2 separate regions of the Homo sapiens genome follow, and region 1 is linked to region 2. A link is a loop called in an ENCODE intact Hi-C map of the cell type or tissue named here. Cell type or tissue: mammary epithelial cell. All regions are shown on one strand. Each heading gives the region's core, and the rest is flanking DNA. Links, peaks and the distances in the headings are about the cores only.

Region 1 (5,391 bases), core at 231-5,230, 330 kb after region 2:
TGGAGCAGTTTTTTCCTTAGCTGTGGGTGTTTGGGAAGTTCTTTTGTTGTAGCTTTTGTTGCTTACAAGAGGGAAAAAGCTTTAGTATGCTAAGGTAAGAATGATTTTGATTGGAGGCAATATTGTTCTCAGTGTGGGCTGACTTTCACGTATTGTAGTGATTACCAGTACATAACTGAGAAAACCCATTTGTTGAAGTGCTGTAAACAGCAGAGAGTCTGATCTCACATACTGCCCTGATCGACAAGTGTTTATTGTAGGAATGTGGTCAGTCCTGTAATTTTTTAAGGGAAAAGGGGAAGATGTTATGCCAGTCACTGTGATTGCAAATGCCCTGATCTGGCAGGTCTTTTTCCTTTCTCGTTTATTTCTCCTGTGGAATCTGAATGGTGGATTCAGTACATGTACTGAGCTTCCAGTGACTTGGTCAGCTCTTGATGCAATTGATCACACCACTGTAATTCCATACCCTCAATTTTAGTGCCATATCAAAATCATGAACACTCAAGGAGACCATGTAAATCTACGTCCTCAAAAATTAGAAATAATGGCATTAAAAATGTTATTTAGTGCTGGTTTGTAGCACTGAATATATGAACTCATTCATTGTTCTGGTACTCCCTGAACAAGAACTGTTTCGGTTGCAGTGGATGATATCAACTAAGGTTTCCATGGCAGCACTAATTTATAATATGAAAACTTTTGTGGAATTTCACCTTCTGGACTCTTCTCGATTGCATTTAAATTTACATTTTCCCCTCATTTATTAAGGTGAGGCATATTTAGATATTACTTACATGTGTGTACTAGGAGTATCTTCATGAAACTCAGTGATAAGAAATTACACGTGTAGAAAGCAGACAATGGAAACGGAAAATGGATACTGTGGTCTAACATCTCACCAAATGCAGGAATTCTTTCCACATTATCCCAGTTGCCATTTGAACCAGCCAGGAACGAGGAGTTTGGTCAACATTTTATGAAGCCAAATAATGCTAATGACAGTAGTCTGCAGTGCTCCGGACCCTAAGCCCATTTCGATTTGGACTTCATGTTATTTGTGATTGGACCAATACTCCATCAAGCACAGGTGGACACAGATATTTGTAAAACCTCTTCCCCAGTGGTGCACTGAAACCTGCCTCCCTGCAGCTTCCCTGTTGGTCTTCCATCCGCCCTTTGAATGCCACAGAATAAATATGCACCTTCTGTGTGGTCGCTCTTCAAATATTTGACCATAGCTATTGTATCTCCTCCTCGAAGTCTTCTCCTTTCAGGGTTATGCAGTGCTAGTTCTCTTAACTGATAGTTCTCATCCTGTTAACATTCCTCTAGGCACCCACTACTCTATCAATGCCATCTTAAAAATAGTGCATCTGGCCGGATGTTATGGCTCACGCCTGTAATCCCAGCATTTTGAAGGCCGAGGTGGGCGTATCACTTGAGGTCAGGAGTTTGAGACCAGCCTGGCCAACATGGCAAAACCCCGTATCTACTAAAAATACAAAAATTAGCTGAGCATGGTGGCGTATGCCTGTAATCCCAGCTACTCAGGAGGCTGAGGCAGGAAAATTGCTTGAACCCCAAAGGTGGAGGTTGCAGTGAGCCAAGATTGCGCCACTGCACTCCAGCCTAGGTGACAGAGCGAGACCCCACCTCAAAAAAAAAAAAAAAAAAAAAAAAGCATCTTGAATGCAACAGCCTACTCCTGACTGAGTATTCTGAACAGTAGAAAACACCAGGCTGCTATTCACTCCCTTGATCAGGGCACTCTTTTATTAATCTAGTCAAATATTGTGTGGGCCTCACATGTAAATCAGGAACAGCACATTGTTTGTTCACATACGAAGCTAAAGAAAACTTCCAAGCCTTTTTTCCTAACAACTGCTACAAAGCCAGGTCTCCTTTGTTCTTTACTTGAGCAGTGAATCATGTGTGCCTACTTAGAGGACTTTACATACATTTATCCTTCTACATTTTGTCTCTTTTTGTTAAATTATTTTTCCTCTTTATCAAGACAGCTTTGAATTCTAAAATTTTTAAATTCGATATATTAATGATGTTAGACTCTTACTTATTTATCAATTGCACACTTGGAAATGTTACTTTGTCGTTGATAAAATGTTGACCAAGACAGGCCAAAGATAGGGCCCTGTGACATTCTGCAAGAGAATTATTAACATCAGTATGTGAATTTTTTTTTTAAACTAGCTTGACAGTCTTTCACTTGTTTACTTTGTTATCCAAGAGCATAGAGTCAGGGAAAGACTTAGTCAAATGCTTTAGTAATGAGATCATTATTGGTCTACTTATTGCCACACAGTAGAACTCTATGATAAAGAATAAGATTCATGAGAGTAATTTTTAGATTGCATTAATTTTTCTTCTGAAAAATTTCTTGAAAAAGCATATCTAAGTCACCTTATTTTTAATGTATCTAAGAGAAAATAATTTTGTAAAATAAAATCAAACTTCACCTATCATTTCAACTCATGAACTTGTTTGGTTCAAAGGAATTGCTATGTAATACATCATTCTATTCTCTTTACAGAATCATTACTCTTAAAGAGAATTGGTGGGGTGACAGGAAATTACTCCATAGGTGTCACTCCAGCACATCATGATATTCTCATCTCCTGGGACAGAGTCGTCAGGCTGAGGCATGTCCTAACAGTGTGCCAGCCTGTGTAGATGGCTCCATGACAGTATCAGTAACGTGACCATGACAGAGAGAGCTCTGATGGCATTGTGTCACTAATGGATGTGTTTTCACTAAGCTGAAAATTCTGTATTATTTGAAAAGAGGTTTATTTTTCTTCCCACACAAATTATTTGACTCTCATATTAATGTCAAATAGCTGTCAAGTAACACATATGGTGCTTTCTGTGCTATATTTTATTGTACTCATGTACAAAATAGTTTTTTTAAAAACATGTTCTCTGCCTTGGACTAGATAGAAAAAATAATTTAAAAGAATAGTATTCTTAAGAAACACAAATCTATAATATATCAAGGAATAAATGAGTGCTTCATAAAAATACTAGTATTTGTGTCTATATTTTTCAGAGTACTTTCATGCATTTTCTTTTTTGAAAAAAAATCTGATGTTAAAAATAATACATACTCTTTGAATTTGGAAGCTACTGAAATGGATAAAAAATTAAAAGTCAGCTCAAATTCCACCTCTCAGAGATTGTCACTGTTAGCATTTGGTGTTTCCCTTTCAGATGTGCATTTGTGTGAGGTTGTGAGTGTGTGTGCATGTGTATATTTGTGTGTTTTAAACTAGCTCTTGGTGGACCCAGGACGTTTGTACAGAAGAATCAGCATGACATAGTCGGTAAAGAGCTTTGGAATCAGGCACTTGGAGATTTCAGCTCTGGCTATACAACTTACGTAGTGACTATGAATTCCTTAAACTCTCTAAACCTTAATTTCTACTTCTATAAAATGAGGATAATAATACTATATACCTAGTAAGTTTATTGTAAAAATTAATAAGATAATGCAGATAAAGTACATAGCATGGTTCTTGGACCATAGCATATGCTCAGCAAATGTGAACTATTTTTATTATGCAGGTTTTCTTTTCTGCTTTCTTCACTTAAATTATAGGGTAAAAATTTCCTTGTCATAAAATATTATTTGAAAAATATTTAGAATGACTGCATAAATTTCAGTATATGAATGTGCTTTAATGTTATTCTATGGATAAACAATTTTTAATTTATTGTGATCACAAAGAACACCACAGCTGATATCGTTTACATTATGTTTTGTGAATAGACAACAAATTCAAAGTGAATTACTAATCGCATTTTATGGAGAGGCAGAAAAAAACTTACAGTTCTTTAGTGTCTATTAATGTTCCAGGTTATATGCTATGTTCTTTACAATAAAATTCTCTTTAACTTTCACATCCCCTTTGAGGTAAGTCTGTTACGCCCATTTTTCAGATGACAGAGCTCTGAGGGGAGATAAGTCATTCGCTCAAGGTCACAGAGAGATAGTGGTGGTAGAGATGGTGTTTGAAGCCAGCGTCAGATTTCAAAGCTTATGCTTTTTCCATTCTGGCATGTAGTTCATGCCTATCTTTTTGAGGCTTGCAGAATGAATAGTTAGCATTGTGCCTTCTACAAAATGTCACTTGGTGCCACATGAAAGATAGGATACTTGGCTGGAATGCTTGACTTACTCAATATAGTACCTCTTGCGTGTGTGTATTCTTATATGTTTTGGAATCAAGCCTCATTAAAATAAGGTGTTAACTAAAGGAAATGAAGCATTGATATGATTATTTGATGAAAGGAAACCTCAAGGAAGAAAATATTCATTGAGTTGATAATATGAAACTCTTCTTTGTTTTAGTTGTACGGACTAAGCCAGAATCACTTATCTCCCCAGGAATCAGGGTATTTCACATAAGTCAGTTTAGGAATTAAGCAATAACAACAGCCAAAGTAAATTGATGCTGTCAAAGGAATTGTATGTTTCATTACTTGTATATCAGGGGTTGAATGTAAAAAAATACCTCTTTAGCCTTTGCTGTAAGCTGATACATCAGGAAAGAGCTGTAATAATTGCTATAGGTATAAGTATAGGTATACGAGAGACAAAGTATACTAGGATAAGCCCTCAAAGAATTATTTGGTGAACTGACAAGTTGTCTTTAAAAAGTCAGCCATTCGGAACATTTCTCTTGGCAGCTCTCAAATCTGACTTACAGTGTGTACTGTGGCAGCCAATTTTGTAGGAAAAATGCATAATTAATGTGAAGATCAAGGTACAGGTATTGCCAGTCAGTACCTAACACACAGTTTCTTAGAACAAAGGAGCAATTGAAGTTGTCTTTTGATAGGGTAATCCTGATTTGTCATTTTGTGGGTTTCAATTCTTAGTAAAAATGGGGGAAAAAACCCAACTCTAGGAGTAATATTTCATATCTGAGAGGTACTTTGTTGCAGAGTTTATAACCAACTGTTGTCTAGTCAAGAAAGCTATCTTTGGTTTTTGAGATCTCGAATTTTTATAGCCTTTGAGCTTGCTCATTTTTGTCTTAGGATTATTCTGGTTTCCCTCCAGTCATTTTAGTTTTTGCAAGGGAGAAACAGTATCACTTATGGACCCAAGGCCAAAAAGGCTTCAAATCTCGACAGAACATGACCACCAACTTGGCATGTTGGTACTAGCAAGTTAAATTTGAACTTACTATGCAACTAGTGAATAGTTAGAACTGTGAACAGAGAATTAGCTATGGGATCTGCAGGTTGGATTTACAGCATGGCTCCATTGTGTGGTAGCTGTCTACCCCTGGGCAAACAGCTTTCCTATCCCTGAGAGTCCTCAGCTCTCAAATGGAGATAATGACTACTATATAGTCAGAGATCATT
Region 2 (5,391 bases), core at 221-5,220:
AATTTGACCTTATTTGGGCCTTTGCAGAAGTAATTACTTAAGGATCAAGAAGAAATCACTGTGGAGTAGGGTGGGCCCTAAATCCAATGACTGGTGATGTTTTAAGAAGAGGATAGAGCACAGAGACACAGAGAGAAGACCATGTGAAGACAGAGGCAGAGATTGGCGTTAAGCACCCATAAGCCAAGGAGTGCCTGGAGCCTCCTTGTAACAGACAAAGAAGGATTCTTCCTTAGATCCTTTAGGGGGAACATGGCCGTGCTGATACTTTGATTTCAGACTTCCGGCCTCCAGAACTATGAGAGAAAAAGTTCCTGTTGCTTTAGAACTTTTATTGTTTTACGTTTGTGGTACTTTGTTAAGACATCCATAGGAAACCAATAGCCATGCCTCCTAGATGCACTAAAATTTAGTCAGTCAACATAATTCTGAATACACTAAAATTTTATCCAGATGTTGTAAATTGCACTGCCAAGCATCATGGCTAATAGTTTCATCAGCCAATAAGATGGGCATTATTACCCCTGTTTGTTCAATGAAGAAACCCAGACAAAATGTGTAATACCTGCAAAGATTTGCATATCCAGTGAGGGCTGTGGGATTGTAACCCTGATCTAAGTAACCCCATCTCCTTCCAATCTCCCTTCAACAGTGCTGGATTCAATTAACTGTTGACTTTGTTGATTAAAGTAATTCATATTCAAATTTGAGGAGGTATTGAATAATACCGTTGGTAGCTGTGTTGTAGAGGAGTGTAGAATTCCCTAAGACCTTCTGGCATATCTGAAGAAGGGAAGGGTTGAAATAGGAGCAGCTCTCTCTGCTGTTTCTGCTTAACAACTCTTAGAGAAAATTAGCAGGAATCTGCATCATACCAGTCCCATTCCCTGGGAAGGTTTGCTCTCCTCCCTTCACTTTCATTCCTCTCCAGGCTAATTTAGGGGGTTCTACAGATGTTCAAAATGATGAATTAAGATCATTCTCTGAGGCAGGCTTCTTGTCATTGCCATAAGCCATCAATTTCCCAGCAGATTATATTAGGAACATTTTTATAAGCCCAAAATGGCATTATAAAAGTGTGGTAAAGTTATTTGTTGGTGGAGAACAGAGAGGACTTGCTTTTGCCCAGGAGGACTTTCTTCCCCCGCTGCATAGGAACATTTCGAAGAAAACAGGTGTCCATCCTTATAAAATCACTCCATTCCTGTGGCTCTTGCAGGTACTGCCATATTCCACATGCCCGTTCCCTCACGTGGTGTGTAGGTCCTGGGGATGTTAAACACTTATGGACCTCAAATGGCATCAGCATGGTGCGTGGATGGCCTGTGACTTGCTATCATGAGTCTGTCAGGGATGCAATGATGTCAGCTCACTTGGCTGAGGGGCTGGCAGTTTAACAATGTCCCTATCCTTGGCTTGTCAAGAGTTATAAGCTTACACAGTGATAGGAAAGTTTTTATTTAAAAAACAGAATTTCTAACACAAGATCAATTTTTGTCTTGGCAGTCCTGATACTGTCACTTTAGGTAAAAATCACAAGTTCAAATCCCAGCTCAGTTCTCACCAGGTGGGTGTCCTCAGGCAAGGTCTTCAGCTTCCCTGGGCTCTGGGCCTTTCCACTGTGACAATACTAACCCATTTCAAAGGCTGGTGTTAGACTGAAACTATTAAAGTCAAGCAGAAAATAAAAATGGGAAAAAGCAAAGCAATAAAAAGGGTGTGTTATCCCTCACCCCCACACTCCCGTTTAATGTTAAGGGAGTCTGAATATACTCAGATGCGGCTATGACCAGAGAGCTACTTGCCAACAGCAAGAAACAGATTTTCCTAAATGATTTTTTTTAAAGCTGTTAATTCCCTTTTTTTTATTTCCCATCTAATTCCTGGCAGGAGAATAGACAGCGGGGAATAAAAACCTCTGTTGAGTTGGCAATTTTAGTACTCATATACAAGACTGTTTTATCATCAATCCTCTGAGGTCAGGGGGTCTATAAAGACATAAAGGGAGTCTTTCTTTCTAGTTGTGTTTGAGCCAGGACACTTGGGCTCTTTCCTAGTGTCTTACAGAACCAGCTTTTTACTTCTGCTGGTCCAGCCTCCTTACTTAACAGCCAGAGAAATGGAGGCCAGAGGGTTTCATAGCCCTTCAGGCTTTGTTTTCCTCATCTGTAAAATGGGGATGATGGTTCCTACCTTAGAGGATTGTTCTATATTTTAAGGGAGTAGAGCCATACCTGGCATATGATAAGCCCAATGTAAGTGAGAGGCAGCAAAGCTTGATAATAAAGAGATAATCTCTATATCAGATGGTCGGGCCCACTTCCTGGACTGCCCCTTACTATTAGTGACCTTGGATGAGTTACTTAACAGTCCTGCTCCTTGTAGAGTTGTCACAAGGATTAAATTAGTTAACATACATAAAACACTTAGTGTCTGTCACATCGTTAAGTGCTATACTGGAATTAATTCTTACTATGGTTATTTTGAAAGACATTATGTGGTTTCTATAGAATTGTCCAGTTAATTAGTGGAGAGGGCCACAAATAGAATAAAAAAAAATTGGGGTCTTGTGTGTATTCTATACCAAACCAACGTACCTAGTTATATACATAAGCGCCAGGTTCATTTCTAACTTCTTTAGGGCTACTTCTGACTCCTATGACTATGATAGAGCTAACTTGTTAATGTCATCCACCTAGATCGGTAGAGTTTGCAGCACAGCTTAATTGGGAGGTTCATCAATAAGCCACACACATGCCCGTGGGACTTAGAAGGAAGCTCAGCCATTTGTCTCCATTAGAGGGCGCCAAGGGGAGACAGCATGGTGGAAGGAAGAGAAAGAACCAGTTGCTTCCTGTTCCTGTTAGGGTTTCCCAGCCATAGCCCTTCACCCCAGCAAAGGCAGTTGATTCCAGTGTGCAGTTTTCCCAGCCTCTGCGGACACCCGCTTTTCAAAGATCAGAATCTGTCCTCTGAGATCCTAACAAGCCCAACCTTCTCCCTTTGTTCCCCAGCCTGAAGTGGTGACTACTTTCTGCAGTTATTATTTCTGCTACATTTCAGTGGCCCCTTTTTTGCCTTGTCAATTCTTTAATCTCTAGCTAAAAATTCTTTATATTGAATTCTAATTCTCACTGATAAAATAATCGAAGTGCTGTATTTCTTCTTACTGGTATACACATGAATATGCAGTTATAAAAATAATACATAAATAGAGGCCAACAGAAAGTCCTCAATGATATCACCCCCTTTTCTCGCTGCAGACTGAACGTGATCATGTAAGTTATGTCTCCTTTGAGTATCTGTCACTTAGTTACTCCACTCCCTAGAGGAAACCACAGCTATCAGCAGGTGTCTGTCCCTCTAGAACTTTAACAAATACATTTACATGGATATATATGTATATATACACACACACATATATACACACACATACATATATATATACACACACATATATATGGTAGAGTATGATCACATAATACAAACATAATGAAATAATTTAAAATAAATGTAACTATACTTTAGCACTTTAAAATATTTTTCTCTTTTCTAAGAAAACTGATTTCTTCCATTTTCACATCTTAGATTGGATCTCAGCTCTCTATTCTTGCTTCTTTTCACCACTCAAAAGGGCATGTTTTCCCTGCAATTCTTGTTTTTTTTCTCTCTCTCTCGATATAACTGATGCTAGGTACACAGTAGGTGCACAATAAATGGTAGCCACTATTATTATCACACCGATCCTCACTGCCTGGCTGTCTTTGAAAACCAAGACCTAGGATAATAAGGTGTCATGAGCTAATAAGTAATAAGCATGCTTATTAATAAGTAATAAGATGCTTCTATGTCCTTTACTAACCAAGCCCTAACTCATTTTTGAGCCCCTTACCAAAAAGTGCGTGAGAAGTATGAAGGGAAAACATACAAACAAATAAGATATTGTCCCTGCCCTTAAATTTCTTATAATCTAGGTGGGGGCCCCGCCCTGGCAGTTAAAAAGTGCCAAATGAATATGAAAGGTGTACATGCTGGAAGAGTTCACTTCCACCGGGGAGATCGGCAAAGATGTCACAGAGGAGATGGAATCTGAACTGAACCTTGAATGGTGGCTTGGACTTGAAATAATGGAAGAGAAAAGCCAGAAAGAGCATTAAGAAGTTGATCTATGGGATCTAGATTTTCCATCACAATGAAACAAGTTACTTTCTGCATCATAGATCAGAATTACGCAAAACCAGTATGAGGTGGACCCAAGAAGAGCAACATCTCTCTCTATAAAACTCAGAGGCGGATCTGTGAAGGAAAGCATCTGTTTCTCCAGTCTAAGGTGGGACGATTCTATGCTGCCATGTCAAAGATGCTATAACATTTATTTTCTTCTTCCTTTAACCTTTCCACAGTTCTGACAATTATTCTGCTGTCCCTCTTTCCCATTCAGCACTGCTCAAGGCTCCTTTCCCCATGTCAACAACTCCAAGCTCTTCCTCAACAAACAAACAAAAAACATTAAAAACCTTTTTTCAATTCACCTGAATTTGCAGACCCTGATTTTACATTCAAAGTCAAGCAGCCCTGTTGCTTTATCATTTGTAATCCCTTCAGATTTTTTCTTAACATCTCAATGAAATTCTCTCATAAATCCCCTTCTTTGCTGACCAAGTGCGGTGCAGTTGCTGATTTTGCAAGATATGTGCTAATGTAAAGTATGTCTCCTTTGAGTCTCTTTATCACTTGGTTGCTCTCTGCTCCACCTTCTCCATATTTATGTCCTTATCAGAGCTGCACACAGTATTTCAAATGAGCTTCAGTGTTCTTCCTGCCAGGCCACAGTATTGACTGTAATACGATAGCCTATCTCAAAATTGGTTTGGGGGATTCTTTTTCTCATTGTGGTTAAAATAGCTTGCCTTGTAAATGCCAGAATATATTTTTGCAGATTAGATTTTTTATGAAAAATGGTGTCAAATGCTTTCCGGAAGGGTGTTTAAATTATTTGGATAGGCTGCTTCATCCATTAATGTTTTCTTTTGCAGTTTAACCTCACAGGTTTGCAGGACAGTTTCACCACTGAAAATTTGTGCTGATTTCTTTGTCATTAAACGTAACTTTTTTAAAGGATTCTTACGTTCAAGCTGTGGCTTACGGCTTCAAAACACTTTCCCCCTGCTGTTGAAATCATGAGGTCCGTGGTCTCCCAGATCTTCTCTAAAAGTCTCTCTTAACAGAGAAGAAGCCTTCGCAGCATCTGTCTTCTTCAGCTGTTGCCGCTGATAATTTCAGACATATTCACAAACCCTGCTCTGCATCAGACAGCTGTTACGTGGTTACCGAGTGTTTGTGTGAGAGTGTGTGGCTCTGTGTCTCCTTTCAAGTTTCCACTTGCATGTA

The links. Peaks named below come from ENCODE experiments on the same cell type or tissue, not always from the same donor. Only the 100,000 strongest peaks of a DNase experiment are listed, where the experiment ranks them.
Region 1: a loop joins it to region 2, with 5 times the contacts of the local background. A loop is called at or near these places in 6 of 110 quality-filtered maps.

Annotation. Positions count from the first base shown.
Region 1 is chr2:200,317,906-200,323,296 of GRCh38, forward strand. The region is part of intron 1 of SPATS2L (spermatogenesis associated serine rich 2 like); the gene reads left to right. Among named protein-coding and RNA genes, the nearest start is that of SPATS2L, 14 kb to the left of the region's middle. RefSeq lists a silencer at 3,961-4,255. In mammary epithelial cell, for the core only: no CTCF peak of the experiment used is centred there; a DNase peak (open chromatin) is centred at 2,656; H3K27ac peaks cover 2,252 bases.
Region 2 is chr2:199,983,009-199,988,399 of GRCh38, forward strand. All of the region lies in intron 2 of LOC124906112 (a long non-coding RNA gene), which reads right to left. Among named protein-coding and RNA genes, the nearest start is that of MAIP1, 30 kb to the left of the region's middle. In mammary epithelial cell, for the core only: a CTCF peak has its summit at 2,798 (motif pointing right); a DNase peak (open chromatin) is centred at 2,833.